Linked DNA regions of Homo sapiens: region 1 is linked to region 2. The links are chromatin loops, found by intact Hi-C in ENCODE. Cell type or tissue: adrenal gland. All regions are shown on one strand. Each heading gives the region's core, and the rest is flanking DNA. Links, peaks and the distances in the headings are about the cores only. Region 1 overlaps TTLL11 (tubulin tyrosine ligase like 11). Region 2 overlaps DAB2IP (DAB2 interacting protein).

Evidence for each region. Hi-C counts contacts between places; a loop is a spot of excess contacts. Peaks named below come from ENCODE experiments on the same cell type or tissue, not always from the same donor. Only the 100,000 strongest peaks of a DNase experiment are listed, where the experiment ranks them.
Region 1: a loop joins it to region 2, with 2.0 times the contacts of the local background. A loop is called at or near these places in 4 of 110 quality-filtered maps.

What each region holds. Positions count from the first base shown.
Region 1 is chr9:121,849,633-121,859,318 of GRCh38, reverse strand. The region is part of intron 8 of TTLL11 (tubulin tyrosine ligase like 11); the gene reads left to right. Among named protein-coding and RNA genes, the nearest start is that of DAB2IP, 200 kb to the right of the region's middle. In adrenal gland, for the core only: no CTCF peak of the experiment used is centred there; no DNase peak of the experiment used is centred there; H3K27ac peaks cover 192 bases.
Region 2 is chr9:121,715,996-121,725,681 of GRCh38, reverse strand. All of the region lies in intron 3 of DAB2IP (DAB2 interacting protein), which reads right to left. Among named protein-coding and RNA genes, the nearest start is that of DAB2IP, 69 kb to the right of the region's middle. RefSeq lists enhancers at 4,962-5,489, 6,967-7,564. In adrenal gland, for the core only: CTCF peaks have their summits at 4,331 and 4,534 (motif pointing left); DNase peaks (open chromatin) are centred at 4,980 and 5,307; H3K27ac peaks cover 1,331 bases.

The sequences.
Region 1 (9,686 bases), core at 3,337-5,836, 130 kb before region 2:
GGGTTTCATCATGTTGGCCAGGCTGGTCTTGAACTCCTGAGCTCAAGTGATCCGCCTGTCTTGACTTCCCAAAGTGCTGAGATTACAGGCGTGAGCCACTGCGCCCAGCCCAGAGGGTGTTTTTCTAAAAAAATTATAATAACCATAACTGATATTTGTACAGCTCATCACAAAACTTCAAGGTCCTTTCATGCATATTTCCTCATTAAATGTCCCGGTAAACCAGTGCAGTAGGCATTATGAGTCTCATTTCACAGACGAGTAAACTGCAGCTCAGGTGACACAGATCACACAGGAACTGTGAGCCCGCAGCACCCTGGCACCCACGCCACGCCCTCTTCTGGCTGCCTCCCTCCAAAAGGGACGCACAGAAGGGAGGCACCGGGTCGTGAGGAGTGGGGCAGCTTGCTCCTGTGAGTCTGTGGAGAGGACATGAAGTCAGGTTGGGAGATCCAGATTAGAATTGATTATGCCATTTCCTGCCCATGTCAGCTTGAAAAGTCATTCCACCTCCTTATCTCCAGTTCCTCATCTGTAAAATGGCGCCAACAATCCCTGCTCTCCAGGGTGGCTCTGAGGTCTTTGGAGTCCTCGCTGATGGTGCGAGGCAGTTTATCTTATTAGTGGACACCCCTTGGGGAGAATCCTGGGGGCAGTCTGCCTGGCAGCTGTTGCACCCCTAGCCAATCCTGCCCTACACCCATGTGGGCCAGAAACTTCCCAACTACAGAGATGCAGCCGGTCCTTCCTGCAGGGCACTGGCGCTCAGACATCATTTGCTGTTTGGCTTTGTGTTTAGTAGTGATGCTCCTGGCTGCCAGTTCTTGGCCAATTCTTATATGCCAAGCACTCTGCAGGCACTTTACATGTGCAGCACCGGCTAGAATTCTCCTAGAGGTAGATATGATTATCTCCATTGTGCAGAGGAGGAAACTGAGGCCTAGAGAGGCATGGCTGGTGGATAAGGTTCAAACACCAATCCACCCGAGCCCGTTCCAGGTTGCCTTCTCCTACTCACTGGTCCTAGAGTGAGATGACCACCGAGCTCCCTGCAGCTCCCCTTTCTTTAAGTCAAAAGCAAAACCCAGGAAATAGCAGCAGTCATTGAATCAACAAGATGAGTGCCTCTATCGCATCTCTGCAGTTGGCAGCTCCCTTACAGCCCTCCCTGGCAACCAGGAGAGGCGTGAGATGGAGCGTCTTCAGGAGAAGTAGGCAGATTAATTATCATTTCGAGGACTGAGAGTGCTCATGTGACAATCGAGCAGCGGCACTTTCTGCTGACACCTTCAGAAAGCAAAGAAGTGTTTGCTCTGTGAGCTGAATGTGGGGAGTCATCCAGGATCCCACGGAGGGGGCCAGATGAGGGGGTGGGAGTGGCAGTGGAATTATTAAATATTGAAATTGATCAGGAGTAGCAGCAGGAAGCTATTTATCATGTTTTATTGCTGCAAACTAGCATTACCATCTGGCCCATTGTTAATTCTGAGTAGTTTTTCATGTTTTGTTTGCCTCTTAAATTGCTCCCGGTAAGCGGAATCCACGGGGGCTGTCCGCAATTCAAGCTCCGGTGAGGTTTTCTGGGGTCTGCCAGGGTCTCCGTATTCTGCTGACCAAGCTATGGAAATGAGAAAAATACTTATTTTTAGCACATACTGATAAGCAAATTCAGGGCTGGGATCTCCCAGGCCCTTGGCCAGACCTCAGCCCCTGACTAGGTGGAATAGTCATCACCAGGTGGAATAGTAGTAACAGCAGTTTTGAGATTACTTCACTTGTGCATATATCGCTGCAAATTCTCACGCCAGGCCTTCGAGGTGGGCAACAGCACCCCTTTTTACAGATGAGTACCCTAAGGTTCCAAGAGCAAAAGTGACTTGTCTAAACTCCCACAGCCAGGGAGCAGCAAAAGAAGGCAAGATTTGAACTCAGTCCTCCTACCTCCTCACCCAGGGTGCTCTCCCCCCATCCAGGGCTACACCAAGCAGTGCTTGTTCACTTAAGTGATACAGAGGGGGCAGGGCTGGTGAAGCAGGAGTCAGAGGGGACGGCAGCAGCGGGAGGATAAAAGTCAACTCACAGGGCCTGCTGGGAGGACAGAACTGGAGCAGAGAGGGTGCCTGTCCAACCTCCTGTCTCCCTTTCCTCCGTCCTCTGAGTTTTCCTCACTCCTGGAAGGAAATAGCAGGGCCTGGGGGTCTAGGAAGTGGGCCTGGGCATGAAAGCCACACATGGGAAGCCTTCTGTGCCTGTGGTCTCAGGAGCCACTGCTGGTGCCAGCCAGGGCCCAGTTCTTGCCTCCTTCTCAAGGCTGGTCCAAGCCCCTGATTCTCAAGGAGAGGGGCATCTGGAGACAGCCACCTTCTTAGGACCGTTCAGGAAGCTACTGAGTAGCAAAAGGAGCAGTCTGTGGTTAAGTGGTCGTTCTTCCTTTTGCCAAGTGTCAGCAGAAAGACCAGAGGGTCTTCTTTTCTTCCCTCCATGGTGTGGATCCAAGGGGTTCGAGGCCCTCAGATCCAGTTAGGTACTGGCTGGAGGTGTGGGTGCCATGCTGAGGGAGACGGCTTTCCCCATCCCACAGCTGCTGGGGGCTGAAAAGAAAGAAGCCTGTGAAGAATGATAGAGCCTGGGTTCTCACGCTCAAAGAACACGTACTCATTCATTCATTCATCCATTCAACTAACAGCTAGTGAATGTGTTACCAGGTATTGTGCCCTGCAGGGATATAAAGATAAATTAGGTACAGATCCTAGCCTCTTAAGGGAAAAAAAGAGACCATTTACTGAACATTTATGTGAGACAAAAATAAAAAATGCTTGCTAAGAATTACCTCATTTACTTCTCACACCATCCTGTGAGATAAGCATTGTTATTCCCATTCAACAGATGGAAAACCTGAGCCTCAAAGAGGTGAAATTACACAGACACGTCAAGTATTACAGTGGGGGCCAGTAGCAGTGGCTCATGCCTGTAATCCCAGCACTTTGGGAGGCTGAGATGGGAGGACTACTTGAGGCTAGGAGTTCGAGACCAACCTGGGCAACATAGCAAGACCCCGTCTCTATTAAAAAACTTAAAAATTCACCAGGCATGATGGCAGTTGCCTATAGTCCCAGCGACTTGGGAAGCTGAGGCAGGAGAATTGCTTGCACTCAAGAGTTCAAGGCTGCAGTGAGCTGCAATTGTGCCACTGCACTCCAGCCTGGGTGACAGAGAGAGATCCTGCCTCTAAAAAATATATTACAGTGGGGACCCTAGTATTTGAATAAAAACCAGTCTAACTTCAGTGTCTGCTGCCCTTTCCATTATACCCAGTGCTCTCAGTCACAAATGAATATGACATACAGTTGACGATTGCAATAGTATATGACCAGAGCTATCATGGGGGGAAGCAACAGAGGAAGGTTGCTGTGAGGGTTAAGATAGAACGCATACAAGGCACGTAGCATGCTGTGACCCAGAAAAGCCACCCACTGTGCATTCTGTATCCTTGAGGGCCTAGCACATGGCCTGGAACATGCAAAGCATCTCGCCCAGTGCCCAGTTAATGTTTGATGAGCAGACAAATGCAAAAATAAAAGATGCCCTGCATCCTCAAAGCAGGGAATCCTGAGTGTGAGAACCGTGGCTCAGAGTAGAGGTGGTCTCTTTGACAGGGTCTCCCTCCCCTCCTCTGAACGCCCATTTGGACTGGATCATCACCCATACCCAGTGCCTGCTGTGTCAAAGTGCTAAAGCATCTTCCCCTCTCCCGCAGCCAGCCAGACCTTCCTTCTGCCGTTATAAGACTTTGGTGCCCACTGAAGGGGTTAACCAGATCCCTGATGCTTGAGACCTTTAAGAACAAAAATAACCTGCAAAAGGAGACCTTGCTATTGAAATGGAGAAGAAAAAATGGTGCTTAAAATAATTAGGAAAAAAATAAAAACTAGTGAGAAAAAGCATGCACATGATGAAATCTAAAACTCAAATAATCCGTTTAAATAAATTTGCTTTTGATTGTTTGTTTTGTGTTTTATTAGACCTCAGGTGCATAGAATTAGATTAGCCATCACCCATCACCCTGGGTTCATGAGACACTTCCATCATGATCCACGCATAACCTACTTTTATTTAGTTAGCTTTTTAAATTAGCTATTTTTAATAATGGAATAAGCATCCGCAAACTCACCACTCAAAACAAAAGCTAGAATTTGACAGTGACCTACATCTAATATGTGGCTCTCCCCACCTAAGGAACCCCCCGTCTGCACCCTGGGTTCATCATTCCCCAAATGGGCTTGCCTTCACCTCTGTCAGAATGTCAATGGCTCTTCAAGAGCTGGATGGAATTTAGTAACATGTAGCTTATGCTCTCCAGCATGCCAATGTTAATTGTCATTTAAAAAAAAGATAAGAATTTTAATTTTCACTTCTAGAATTTCCAGCAGGACACAGAACTCTAAATGAGGATGTTATCAGCAAAACTGGGATGTCGTAGCCCTCGAGTAGCCCTCTCATTGCCCAGAATTCAAATAAAGAAACAAATTTGTCAGTGAAGATGCATTTATTTCATGTAAATTGCACTCAGGAGGTCCTTCTTATCATGGAGACTTTGCCCTCAGCTCTTTCCAGAGTGGAATTTCACATCTCCGTGGTAAGAGATGAGGACAGCATCAAGATTAGGCAATTAAAGGCAAAATCATGGTGTCAGCTGTGAGAGACAAACATTTTACTCGCAAAGGTAACATTTGAGCTGGGCAACCAAGAATCTTGTCCTGGTCCTAACAAAAGACCAACATCTGGGGGCTTCTGAACTTTGTTTACTTCAAAGCCAGATGTTTTTGCTATTTTAAGATATAAGCTAAAGGTCCCTTTCAGTAACCAAAGGGAACATGAGAGCAAAGGAAGAAAAAACTGACTGTGGAGTCTTCCCCACGTCCCCTTCCCATGAGAGCTCAAACACCACACACCTCTTGCTTGGAGAGGGAGATCTAAGAATGGCATTGTTTATTATCTGACATATGCTGAGTGCTCTTTGACCAAAATAAGAAACATTTCTTCCACTGCTTGATGAGCTACATGCCTGCCTCCTGAGCTATGTGCCCAGCTCCGGGGGCTGCCTTGGGTTGACTTGCTATATACCCAAAGCCACAGTCTCCAGAATCAGACAAACTGGGCTTTCAATCTGCGCTTGGTCACTTGCTAGCTAACCTCAGGGAAGTTAGGCAACTTCCTCCAAGCCTCAAGTTCATCAGGTGTAAAGTGGAGATAATAATGGTGCCTGCCTCCTGGAAACCTTGGGATGGATGAAATGAAACAAAACACGGAAAGCGCTCAGGGCCATGTCTGCCTGTGGAAAATGCTCAGGAAGCGGGTCTGCCCCTAGTGTGATCCCATTGCTCCTACTGCACTACTTTCTCGGGAAGTGCTTCTGGGGCACCTACCCCTGCCAGCTGCTCTGCAGGTGCTGGGGACAGAGATGGGAAGAAGGGCCTGCCTCACAGCCAGATGAGAGGGTCAGGACGTGGCCGCAACAGACTCTCCCTTGGTGGCTGACAGAGTGCCAGGCCCTCCTCATCCCACCCTGGCGACAGTGGGGACAGTGAGGCTGGGGAAGACAGAGGAAATGTGGTGCTGGCAGCCTCGTCCATGGCTGTGTGAAGCAGGAGCCCTGCCTGCTCCCATCACTTACAGGCCTGTGCCGGCCCCCAGCTGCCTGCAGTCACTGGTCTCACAATTCCAACCCCAGGGGAGGACATTGGCGCATTTCAGGGCCTTGAGAGCTGGACCCCTGTCCACTCTGCATCCCCACTCATCACTAGCCTCACACTCACTCCAGCCAGAATGGCCGGCCCCCTCAGGCCCCCACCTCTGCAGGAACCCCCTCTCCTTGCTCACCACCACCCCCCAGGTCCCCTCCCTCACAGAGCCTCCCCCAGTGCTCAGGCTGGGCCCAGTACCGTCTCACCTGCTCCGCAGCACCCAGCGCTGCCCTTGACCACAGCACACATTGAGTACTGTGAAAGGGCCTGGACATCTGCCCCCGACATGAGGCCAACATCCAGGAAACAGAGCTGTTCCCGCCTGCATGAGGCCAAGCACTGAGACTGGCATCTAGCAGGTGCCCTGCTACACATGTCCCATGGACCAGGGCTCAGCCGCGGCAACCCACCAATCCCATGGGTGTCTGAGCCTCATGACCATCTCTCAGCAAAATCCCTCAGTCACCGACTGCGAGTCATCTGACGCCTCTGCTCACATCGGCTGGAGTAAGCCCCAGCTGAAATGTATTTGGTTAACGATGCACTGAAATATTGAAGAGTATTTTCATTTGGAATGTTGAGCGCAGTCTCCTTTATACATAAACATGGCTTGCCCCCTCCCCCTGAAATACAGGAGGCCTCGGATAAGTAGGCCAGTTTCACGCAGCGCCTCGTGCGAGGTGTCTGGCACGAACGATGTTCTTCAGCCTTGAAATTATCTCGCAGTCAGATGGGCCTCTCTGGATGTGTGCCCTACACGCTTACAAAATAGTTGGCGTCAGAATTATTTTTAATAAAAGCAAGAGAGCCAGCAGAGATGCCGGCTCAACCTCCCCCTCGCTCACCCAGACCCTGATCTCCCAGGCCTGCTAAAGCCACTTCTGCACCCGTAGTGCCACCAGACTAGGTGGAGTCACACCCGCTGCCCCTTTGTCGGGCGAGTGCCTGTCCTTCCTCATCCTCAGTCACCTTGAGGGTGGAGAGAATAGGATCTCTGCCCATCGTCTGGCCCCACCCCCCAAAAACAGACAAAGGGGAGAAAGCTGAATTCTTTTTGATGTAGGCCTCCCCTCTCCCTACACTTGTTGCCCACCATCCCCAGATCTTGTAGGAACAGCAGCCGCAGGATCCAGTGTTGTGTAGAAAGCCGGCAGCTGAGTTAGACAGGCCGGGTTTCAATACTCTGCTACCTTCCCTCGGGAAGCCCTGAGAGGGGGCACTGCACCTCTGGGAGCCTCAGTGTCCTTTGAAATGGGGCAATGACATCTACCTTGGGGCACTGTCAGGATTTAGTGATAAAGTATGCACCTGGCCCAAACAGTAGCTTTTTCTCTGTCTAACCACCACCATCCTTCCTGGTGGGTGTGTGTGTCACAGATTACAAACCATTTCCAAAGTCACTTGTCCACACAGTGCACACACTCCCAGTGAGCTCTACCGTGACCCTATATACAGAGGAGGAAACCAAGGCTCAGAGGGCTAGAAACAGCTCCACAGGCAGGCAGGGGCAGAACAGGGGCCAGCCCCGAGTCTCAGTCCTGGTCTGCCTTGCGCAGTGACAACCGTCACAGGCACATGAAGATGTGAGCCCCGTCCCGGCCCTCAAATTCTCCCAGGCCTGAGAATTGGGCAGAGCTGTGTTTAGTAGGATGGTCTGGCCCTTGGTCTTGGCTAAGCCTGGCGTTAACAACAACAGCATGTCCAGGGAGCTCTCGGGGCTGTGAGGGCTTCCCCCCCACCACTCCTCTCATCCATCCGTTCCTCCCACAGCCTGGAGCAGGCAGTAAATTGTTTGCACACACTTTATTGTTGCAAAACACAGCACTCAGTGCTCCCAACTGCACTGAGGGGAGGAATTTCTCTTATTCCAGATTTAGAGCTGTGGAAATAAGGATGGGACGGGTTAGGGGCCACCTCCAATAGCCCCTGCAGTGCTCAGGCTGAGACCCAGGTCTCCTGACTGTATCTTCTCCAGCAGGCTCTCTCCTAATGCAACTGCCGGTGATTGACGCCAACACCAGCTACATTTATCAAGCACCTAACACAGGCCAGGTGCTGTAAAAGCCTTTTTTAAAAAATTAATAGGCTTAATATTTTTAGAACATATAGTTACAGAAAAAATTGAGCAGATAGTACAGAATTCCCATGCACTCTCCCATTCCCATGCACACAGTTTCCTTATAACACCATCTTGCATGATTGTGCTGTTATAATTAATGGAAAAACCTTGGTATATTATGATCGACTCAAGTCTGTAGTTTGCATTAAGGTTCACTCTTTGTGTTGTACAGTTCTGTGGGATTTGACATTTGACAAATGTAGCCACCATTACAGTGTAATACAGAATAGTTTCACTGCCCTAAAAATTCCCTGTGCTCCCCCTGTTCAGCCCTCCCCTCCGTGAGCGCCTGATCTTTTTACTCTCTATAGTTTAGCCTTTTTCAGAAAGTCATATTGTTGGAATCATATCGTATCTAGCCTTTTCAGACTGGCTCTTTTCACTTAACAATATGCATTTAAGGTTTCTCCATGTCTTTTATGGCTTGCCAGCTCATTTCTTTTTATCTCTGAATAATAGTCCATTGAACAGATATGCCACAGTTTGTTCGTCTATTCACTGACTGAGATACACCTTGCTTGCTTCTAGTTTTTGGCAATCATAATTAAAGCTACTATAAACATTCGTGCGTGGGTTTTGTGTGGACATAAGTTTGTAGCACGATTGGGCAATTACCAAGGACGTGATGGTTGGATTGTATGGTGCAATGGTTAATTTCAGGTGTCTACTTGACTGGAGTAAGGGATACCTAGAGAACTGGTAAAGCATTAGTTCTGGGTGTGTCTGTGACAGTGTTTCCATAGGAGATTGGTGTGTGAGTTAGTGAACTGGATGGCGAAGATTCACTCTCAATGTGAGTGGGCACCATCCAATCAGCTGGGGGCCCAAATAGAACAACAGCAACAAAAAGGCCAAGATGACTCTCTTTCTCTTTCTCTCTCTCTCTTGCCCACCACCTCCCCACTCCTCCCCCTTCACTGCTCCCTCATGGAGCTGGGACACTCTTCTTCTCCTGTCTTTGGACGTCAGAACTCCAGGTTCTCTGACCTTTGGAATCCAGGACTTACACCAGGTCCTCCCCTCACCCCCACCCCTCCAGCTCCAACTACTTAGGCCTTAGGCCTGGGACTGAGAGTTACACCATTGGCATCTCTTGTTCGTGGGCCATCAGACTTGGACTGAGCCACACCACTGACTTCCTAGGGTCTCCACTTTAAAGATGGTCTGTTGTATGTGGGACTTCTCAGCCCTGAGCCAATTCCCCTAATAAATCCCCTTTCACATATCCATATCTATGAATATCTATATCTATCTCTGTATCTATCTACATCTGTATCTATTTATCTCTCTGTCTATATATATATGCAGTGAGTCTTCCATATCCATGCATTCCACATGTGCAGATTTAAATCAGCCATGGATTGGTAGGTTTTTTTTAAGAAAAATAAAAAATAATATAACAATTTTAAAAATACAAATAAAAAATACAGTGTAACAGTTACATAACATTTACATTGTGTTAGGTATTATAAGTAATCTAGAGATAATTTGAAGTATACAGCAGGATGTGCATAGGTTATATGCAAATACTACACCATTTTATATAAGGAACTCGAGTATCTGCAGAATTTGGTAGCGGTGGGGTTACCTGGAACTGATCTCCTGTGGATGCTGAGGGACGCCAGACTGTCTTCCAAAGTAGTAGTACCATTTTGCATTCCTACAGTAATCAATGAGAGTTCTTTTTGCCCCACATCCTTGTCAACACTTAGTGTACTCAGTTTTTTGGATTTAGCCATTTTGATAGGTATATAGTGCCACCTCATTGTCTTACTTTGCAATTCCCTAAAGACATTTGATGTTGAGTATCTTTACATACGCTT
Region 2 (9,686 bases), core at 3,515-6,014:
CTCAGTGGAGCCTTCCTTGAGCGCTGGTAGAGTCCTCACTCCCTTCTCTGTTCACGCACAGACCCTCTAAGGTGAGGTCTGTTGACTCATCTGCATTGTCAGACAGCAGGAGCCCTTGAGGGCAGAGATTGGCGTGACTGTCCCCTACCCCCTGCCCACAGCAGAGCGTACACAGAGGAAGCACACAGGAAACAATGGCTGGAATTTGCTGCACTGGGTACCCCAGGGTCAAAGAGGCCAAATCTAAGGGTGACCCTGGGCAGTGGAGTCTCTTGGAGATAGACCTGACCATAAGCCCCCGAGCCAGGTCAGACCAGGGCCCGCCAATTGGCTCTCCCAACCTGGCTCGTTAGGGGAATATGGACACTGCCAGGCCCAATCTTTCCATGGACGCCTGACAATGGCTGTGTCGAGAATCACAGGAGATGAAGTCATCGCTCCCAGAAATAGGCTGATTAAGAAGACGTGACGACAACGCAAACAGCAAGGCTGGACACACACACACATACACACGCGCGCACACACACTCACTCACCATGTGTTTCTCCACCCTGGGAAGCCGGGCCAGGCCTGAGCTCCTCTGGGAAACAGAAATCGTGCCAGGAACCAAAGCCAGCACAAGAAGCCTGGAGGCGGCTGGTCTTTGGGAGTGGCTGGTGCCGGGGGTGCTCTCCTCAGAGACTGTCTTGCAAGGGTTCCCTGTCCTGACCCTCACTGAAGTCCCCGACCTGCCCCTGGCCCTCTCAGACCCTCATGGTTCACCCCCTCCTTGGCCTCACCCCTCAATCCCCAGGGTAAAATCCTACCCACCTTTTTGGGCCCCCTCCCATTCCTGTCCATCCTAGATTCTGGGGAGGTGGGAGTGTCTACTGGCTGAGACAGGGCTCAGAGGCCACAGACACTGGGCTAAAATCCTGGTTCTGTCCCGCTGCAGCTGTATGACATTGGGCTAGTCAATCCACCTCTTCTTTGAGTCTAGTTTCCCCATCTGTAAAATGTAGACAGCAATGTGTCCACATTATGGGGTACAATTAAATGTTTGTTTGTTCATTCACCAACTTTCTGTCAGGCCCGATTCTAGGTGCCAGAGACACATCAGGGTACAAGACATAAATGTTCTACTTGCATGTGGCGTACAGTCTAGAGTGTGGGAAAAGTACACGAAGTATGTAACAACATCAGGTGAACTCAACAGCTAGAGACAAATGCAGAGCCAGGTCCTGGCTAGAGGATGGGAGGGGGCTGTGTTTGACCGGGTGGTTGGATTCACACTTGAATGAAGTGGGGCAGCAAGCCACACAGGTATCTGAACAAAGAATGTTCCAGGAAGAGAAGAAGAGGGAACAAGGACAAAGATGTATGCTGGAGCACTCGTGGGGCAGGGAACGGGGAGGGGTGGGGGAAGTGCAACTGGAAAGGTAGTCAGGTGCTCCCCATTCAGGGTCCACAGGAAGGAACCTGAGTCATAACAAGTGAGTCCTGGGCAGAGAACTGACTGAAAGGGGAGCAAGTCTAGGGCTCGGTGCAGGGTCCAGTGGGGAGCCATGACGGCAGGGCACACAGCACACAGTGAGGGTGTGTCACCTCAAGCGCCAGCATGAGGGAATCCTCAGTAAACAATCCCCCATGTTGTCCCTGTCACTATCCTCGTTACCATCAACATCCTCATCATCCCCAACATGGGCCCAGGCTCTGCTGCTCCCAAGGCAGAAAGACTGTCAGGCAGACTCTCAGAGAAGCCCTGGGAGGTGGGCAGGGCTCTCTGCCCCATTTGACTGATGATGAAGTACCTTGATCAAGGTCCCCCAGCAGCAGTGGGCAGGGCCAAGGTGCCTTAAGCCAGTGCTCCACCCCGAGTGGGCTCACCAGCCTAAGTAGACAAATCTTCACCATGCACCCTCCTCTCCGCCCTACCCCCTGGGCCCAATCCTCAACCAGCTCTGTGTCTTCATCCACACAGGGCCTCTAGGGGAAAACACTGTACTCTAAATGAAACAACAGCTCCAAGTGTCTGCATTGCACAGATGTCAGTTCTTTCCCATCCAGTTCTTTGCTTACTGAGCAGGAGGTGCTGCAAGACCCATCAGGTGAAACCAGGGTGGGGAGAGTTCCTCCCAATCTTAGCTTACAATCCACTTCCTCCAGGGCTCCCCTGAGCCCAGACCACACTCCTCCCTGGACCTGGTTCCTGGCTGTCCCTTGTTCTGAGCAGCAGGGAGAACCTGAGGTAGAGACAGTTTCATCAGGGGTGGCAGGCACCTCTCCCACCTGACTGGGAGCTCCTCCAGGGAGGCAGGGACTGCAGCTGATTCCTGTCTCTGTCCCCAGGGCCAGGCACAGGTGAGCAAAAACAGAAATAACTCAATCCCGAGGATCCCTTGGGGGAGCCCTGTGTGCTCTCGAAGTCCTCAGCCAGCCAGCCTGCTTGTTGCCTCCCTCTCTGCTGGCTGAGGCAGCCCACGGCCTGAGTCTGTGTGGCACTGCTGGGAAAAGACCATGCCCTCTTCCTTCCAGAGCCACAGACTCCGTCCATGGAGGGCCACCCAGCACCATAGCTATGGGACTAAAGGCTGTGGGTGCTGGGAGAGAGGGCTCTGGGCCATGGCAGCTAGGCTCCCTCAGTCCTTCTGCAGGCCAAGGAAGCAGGAGCATGCTGGGTGGCCTGTTCCAGGCACAGGGACGTGGATAAGATCATTTCATTGGCCACAGAAAAAAGTCTGCAGAAAAAGTCCCCGACCAACAGTCCACCGTGGCTTTTGGTGGAGTAAGAGATTCTATGGTGGGAGTGGCATAGAAGTTTTGTTACTTTTTGCTTTATAGTGCCTGGAATTTGGTACTCTATACTTGCAATTTTTTTAACTTATCTTGTTTTGAAACATAGTCTCATTATATTGCCCAGGCTAGACTCAAACTCCTGGGCTCAAAGGATACTCCTGCCTCAGCCTCCCAGGTAGGCCTGCAGTCATAACTTCCCTTTTTCTGTTTCTTCCCCCTGTCTGTCACTCCCCCTATGATCCACACTTGAGTTTCTTCTTCAAACCCACTGGCTGTCTGTGTGGCTGTCTACTCTACCAGTCAGTGGGAGCCCTGGGTTTCAGTCCCCTCTCTGGCCCAAGGCCCTGCATACAGCAGGGGCTCAATGAAAGTTTCCTGGGCAAATCTCTGGGACAATCTGAAGGACCATTTCTGCAGGTGATCATTTAGAAGAAACTCAAATATGGATCATGGGGGGAGTGGCAGACGGGGAGAAACTGAGAAAAAGGGAGGAGTCATAACTGCAGGCCCCGAACAGGAAGACACCCAAACAGGCTTTGGCCAGAGCCGTTCAAACCCTCTGAACAATGCAGGACTCCTGCAGGGGAGGAACAGGAAGAGGAGAAGGGAAGAGCCCCTTTCCAAGGGTTTTTAGGTGTTCTTGCGAAAGCCCTCCTGGCCCAGCCCAGAACCTGAAGGAGCTGCAGGAGAGCAAATGCAAATGGCAGGGGAGGTCACATGCATGCATGGACAACGGAGAGATCGACAGCCCCCATTCCATAGCTTTCCTGGAGATGAGGATCGTGTGTCCTGGAGGTTTCTCTTAAATACTCATGACCCTTCTTCCTTGAGCTCCTGCCTGGCCAAAGCCTCATTTATGTGACGGTGTTGGGTAAACGCTGCTGACTGGAGGGATGGACACAGCTGGAGGCTCTCAGGGCAGCCTGGGTCAGGCCTGCAGCACATCTGCACGTCCAGGGCATGCAAGGATTCCATGACTGGGCGGGGCCCCATCAGTTCCGCCCCTCACTTCCCAGTTCCCAGCTGCCCTGAAAATGCTCAGGCAGATTCCCACCACCACCCCTCTGTCCAGGTGCCCCCTCCCCAGGAAGACCTTGCCTATTGCCCTCTGCCCATCTGGGTTTTATCCAACCTTTAAGATAAAGGTCTTTAACTAAAGAGTATGAGCTGTATTTGGTCAACATTCATGTTTTGTTTAGCCCACACAGTGTTGACATTTTTAAGTTTTGAATCAAATGCCAACATTTAAAGATGTGAAATTTTAAAATGTCACAAAAAAACCTCTAGATTTTTGGCTTCTCTTATAAATCCAAAGGCCTGCCACCAAATGCCCAGTGCCATGGTGCAGGGGCTGCTGCCCCCCTTAGCAGAACATGTACTCTCCAGATGGACACAGATGCCACTACAGTGGTGGACTGTCACAACAGGCAGGACATGGCAGGACCCACAACACATCAATCCTTCTCCCAGGATCCCACTCAGTGCCTGGCACACAGCAGGGACTTGCTTATTGTTTGTGGAATAAGGAATAAATACACAGCCCTTCACGGTGCCCAGGATTTCCTGAGTGCTATGCTGCTTCCCTGAGAGACTCCCACAGCAGGGACAGAACAATGCCCTTCCTTCCTGGGGTCCTGGTCCCACAGCTGGGCACACCTGCAGCAAGACACTGGGGTGAGCCTTCAGGCTGCATCCAGATCTCCCTATTGTTATTTGATCTTTACATCAGAAGCTGTGCCACCTAGAGCCCAACCAAAGTAAGAGCAGTGATCCTGGCACCTTCCTGCCTTCTAAAAAAGGTGGCCGGATTCCTCCCCAGCCCATGGACAGTGATCCCCAGGACTTCTGTTAAACTGAAAAGGAGAAATTTGGCAGCAATAACTCACAAAGCCAAGGTTTCCTCAATGCTCGCCTGCAGGAGGTCTGCCCCTCTTTGAAGCTGGTAACCAACTCTTCCCTTTTTCTTTCGAGTAAATGAAACCCCACAGGGTTTTCAAGGTCAGAGTGGCATTGGCAGGAAGGGTTCTCTTTGTTCTCCTGCCTCTGACTTACCCCAGACACAGACAATTGTCCCCAGCAACCAGGTCCTTGGTAGTGGAAGAGGAGGCCCCTGCTCCTGCTGGGTGGAGCCCTGAGGATGAGCCAGGTGCCTACTGCAGCCCCCAGGAGCCCTGCTTCCTGGGATACGGATTCTCTGTTGGCCTGGCTTCCCTGCCAGCCAGGGTGCTCTATCTCTTGCTTGCAGGGGTTGGAAAGAAACAGCTGTCAGCCTCCAGGGTGTGCTCACTGCCCAGGGAGCAGGGAGTGGGCAGTGGCTGGGGCTGGTTCTGCCCCTCCCTGGCTGACAGATGTGACCTGAGGCTACAGCCCTCCTCTTCCTAAGCTTCAGTTTCCTTGTTTGGAAAACAGGGAAATAAATACCTGATCTGAGACAATCAGACTCCTAAGGGGACTGGGAGGAGCTCTGTGAATCATAAAGTGCCATGCCGAAGTTAATTATTCCAGGGCCTGGCACAGCACCCGGCACGCAGTAGGTGCTCAATGTATCGTTCATGGTACAAACATTTACTGGGCACCTGTGCTGGGCCAGGCTGTATGCTAGGTGCCAGAGGCCCAGAGAGGAGGCCTGGGCCCGGTCCACAGGAGATCTGCCACTCAATGAGGCACACAGACAACTGCCACACCCTGAGAACTGCAAGGAAGTAAGGACCGAAATGCTACAGGACCCAGACACGGGGTGAGGGGCTCAGGTCTTACAAGAGCCCCACCTTTTGGCTGCTGGGCAACAGAGGCCAGAGTTGGAGCTGCCCAGCTGTAGGCTGCCTGGCATCCTACCCATTTTCCAATAGGGCCTAGTTGAAGAGAGTTGCCAGGCTTGGTGAACAATCTGGTTCACTGAAGGTGTCTATGTGCACCTGGACACATGCCTAGGACCTAACAATGAACCTTGTGGGCCATACACTCTCTTAGTGGCCCCCACACCTGCTTGGGGAGTAGACTACAGGGCCCCTGCCCTGAGAGGAGCTGCCACCCCATCCCAAACAGGTGGTGGCCACCAGAGGACTTGAGAGTCATGTTGCTGGTGGTTCACATTTTGGCTCTGCCTCTTACTAGCCCATGAGACCTTGGTCAAGCCACCAAACCTCTCTGCATCTGGTTTCCCCATCTCTAAAACAAGCACACCTCTCAGGTCACTGTAAGCACTAAGAGATGAAGCACCTGGCACAAAGGGATGCTTATCCTTGGGCCCTCCCTCCCCCAGTCTAATCTGGCACATACACGGGTCTGGGCCAAGCCTCTAACCAGCTCACCTTCTCTATCTCTGCCTCTCCTTAATGCTGGCTCCTGCCCTTCCCAATGATTTCTCACTCTCCCGATGCTCCAGGCCCTTTCCCACCTCTCACTGCAGTCTCAATGACTGTCCCAGGAAGAGAGTAAGGTTTTCATCCTCTGAGCACTAGGCTCATGGGGTTCCCTCTGCCTAAATGCCCTTCCCTGCCTTGGTTATGTGATGAACCCATCCTCTTTCAAGCCTTAACTCCTGTCACTTCTTCTGTGAAGTCCTCCCGGATTCCTTGAGAGATGGCCCGACTCCTTCCCCAACCCCCAGCAGAGAGGCACAGAAGCAGCAGGCCAGGGTCTCCAACTTCTTACGTGTCCTTGGGTACATCCCCTCCTCATTCCTGGCCTCAGCTGCCCATCTGTAAAGGGATCACTATGACTTCTCATCCTAAGGCCTTGCGAATGGGCTTGGTCATGTGCTCCACTTTGCAGGGAGTAAGGGGACCATAGCCAGGTTTGCCCGGAGGTTCTGAGGAGCTATGAAGGAGCTAGATTCTTGCTTTGTTCTACCAGTGAGGGCAGGACATGTATATGTCAAGAGATCCCATCCAGTGCCCTCATGAAGCACCCCCTTGCTACCAGGTGGAGTGGACCCAAAAGTGAAGCACAGAAATCAGGCACAAAAAATGAGGAGCAAAGTGAAGGCCTTGAAGTCCGCCTAGGACTGGGGGAGGGGGAGCAGAGCCAGCTTTAAGCAGAAGGAGCTAGGATCTGAAAGACAGGTATGATCAAAGTAGGAATCACAGGGGAAAGAGAAGGCAGCATTCCAGAGAGAGGACACAACACGAGCCGGGGAACTCCATGACACAATCCCGGTTAACTCATCTCCTGCGCTTGCTCTTCGCCAGGTGCTGCTAAGCATTTAGCTGCAAATCCCATTCATTCCTCTTGACAATGCCATGAACTGATACTATCCCCCATTTTGCAGAGTTAGCTAAGTTCTCTAAAGTCACAGCTGACAAGCGGCAGAGCTGGAATTTCAACCCAGCATTTGCCTGCAGTGTCCTGTGGGTCAAGAGAGGAGACCAGGGCCTGGTGGCTCAGGGGAGTGGGTGATGCAGTGTAAGGACTCGAGTCTGGAGACTCCCGAGGGACTTGTTAAGACCTCGAAGTCGGGTTTTGTTGTCCCTGCAGATAGATCTTGAATGGCACCAAGCCCATCCCAGCGTATGTTGATGACATCCCTTGGGCGTGACCTCACCCACACATGGGGGTGTGCAAGCAGAGTCCGAGGACCCCCGCCCACGCCTCCCTTGCACCATCTGCCTGAACGCTGCCTGAGCTGCTGCGAGCAGCCAGTGAGTGAGTGAGTGAGCCTTGGAGGGCGTGAGGGAGCTGGGAGAAGGCAGCCAGTCAGGAGCCGCGGCTGCCGGCAGCCACACAGACAGGCTGGCGCAGAGCTGTTGCCAGGGCAGGCAGGAGAGTCTGCCTTCACAGGCAGAGGGACTGAGGATGGGTCGCTCTCTCCTGGGCCACCAGCATGTCCATCCAGGGCCTCCCCACCAAGAGCCTGGCCATTCTGAAACCTCGACACATAAGGACAGCAGCCCCACAGGGAGACCACCAGCAAGGAAAGCCATCGAGACAGAAGGCATGGTCACACCTGACATGCCGGAAACAAGACTGTCATAACGCGGCCCAAACAGGGACCTTGGCTGGGGGCTAGAGGCTTCTGGGCCAGGAGTTTCAACAACCCAGGCTCAGCTTGCAGGACACCCATCACTGTGTGGTACCTGCCCTCCCCCTGGACCAGGAACAGCAGGAAGTCCAGGACTGGAGGGGGAGGGGAAGAGAGAAAGAAGAGGGAGGTGGTGCTCAAAGGAGAATGCTCCCAGGAAGGCAGGACCCTGACCAGACTCTCACCCGGGCCTCCTCTCAGTGCCCGGCATGTGGTTGCCACATGGCAGGGTGAGGCACGGCAGCCAGAACTATGGGTAGAGAGGAGTAAACACGCCAGGAGGGGCAGGTCAGAATGCCCAGGGCACTGCTACGTGGTATGCTGTCCATATGCACACATACTAAGGTCAATTACACACCGTGTGATAAACAAGTGTGTGACCCGAGTGAATCTGCCCAGGGGCGGATTCTCAGGATCCACATGCCAGGGGTAGCTACAGCAAGCGCGTTAAATAGTTTTCTGTAAAACTGCACCGAAAAGGATGCAGTGTTTCCTCTCATGTGTAGAAACGTGCTTCTGCTAGTACAATGAGTGGCTTTTAGCTAGCTGGATAAAAAGGGCTTGTGGGCACCGCCATCCTGTCTGTACCTGCCCTGAGATTCAGGCTAAGCAGCAGGCCAACTCTTAGGAAGCCACTCAGAGTCCAGAATTCTGCTTGACCCGAAGTCCCACCACTTAGAAGATCCTGGCCCCTGAGCCGATGTGGAAGTTGGTAATTCCTACCATGAGGACTGCATAGCATCACCTAGGGGTGAATCTATGGTGAAAAGTGCTTCTCTGAGGGCAAGATTCCCCCGGGGCTGCCCCAGGCTCACAAGAGACCCCGGCCCATCTTCATGAGTGCTTGCTATGACACATGCGTGCACAAGGCCCAGCTCCGTATGAGACTTGCCTTCGCTGAAACAGTCTTCCTGGTAGATGCTAGGAGCAAAGGAGACAGAGTTCCCACTCACTACTCATCATTAGAGGCTACAGAAATTCACCAAATAACCTGACAACAGCAAAGTGGACACTTTGACTTAGCGGGAAGAGTGACTGCAGGGTTGACCATGGGAAACGTGTGGCACTGAATTACCACGCCTACCTTGGTGCAATGGCTCCCATCTTGGTCTTTGGCCAATCTGGGAAACTTGTTTCCCCATCACATTCCTGGGCCTCAGGCATGTGGCTCCTGGCCTCCAAGGAGGCAGGAGCAAGAGCAGAAAGCAGAACACTGGGTACCAACCCCAGGATGCCCACTGGTGTCTCCTGGCAGCACACTGGGGTGCTGGGACGGGGATGGATCCCCTCTATACTCTCAGGGCCAGTCTCTAAGGGCCCTGCTGTTTATGTGAAGAACTAAGCAGAATTATTTTGGAAATGGAACCTGAGCAGGACAAAGAGCTGGGCTCTGCAACCAGCCCACATAAACACTTAGCCTCTCGCCAGGAAGGGCTGCAGTTTATATTTCGCAAGGGACAGGGCACAGCCAGTCAGACCTAAGTTTGGGATGAAACTCAGTTTCCGGACAATAGCAGTAGCAAAGCATCCCAGGCCAAGTTCCTGCCTCACCTGGGGTTCAGCTGAGCACCAGGCTCTGCCTTACATGTGGCCCTATGGGCACAGTGTGGCCTGGCTTCCTGAGCTGGCAGCAGGCAGTGTTACATCCAGCCCAGGAAGATAAAAGTATACTCCACTACCACCATCCCTTGGAGGCCTGTGACCCTCTCAGAGACGGAAGAATCCAGAGCTGCTAACTGGGGATCTCAACACTTGAGTGGGTCTCAGAATCACCTGGGGCTTGTCAGGAATACAGATTCCAGAGCCCCCCTTAGACCTGTGACCCTGACCCTCCCAGGGTGGGGCTCCAGAATCTTTTTACCAGGTTCTCATGGCACTATGATGCTCAGCT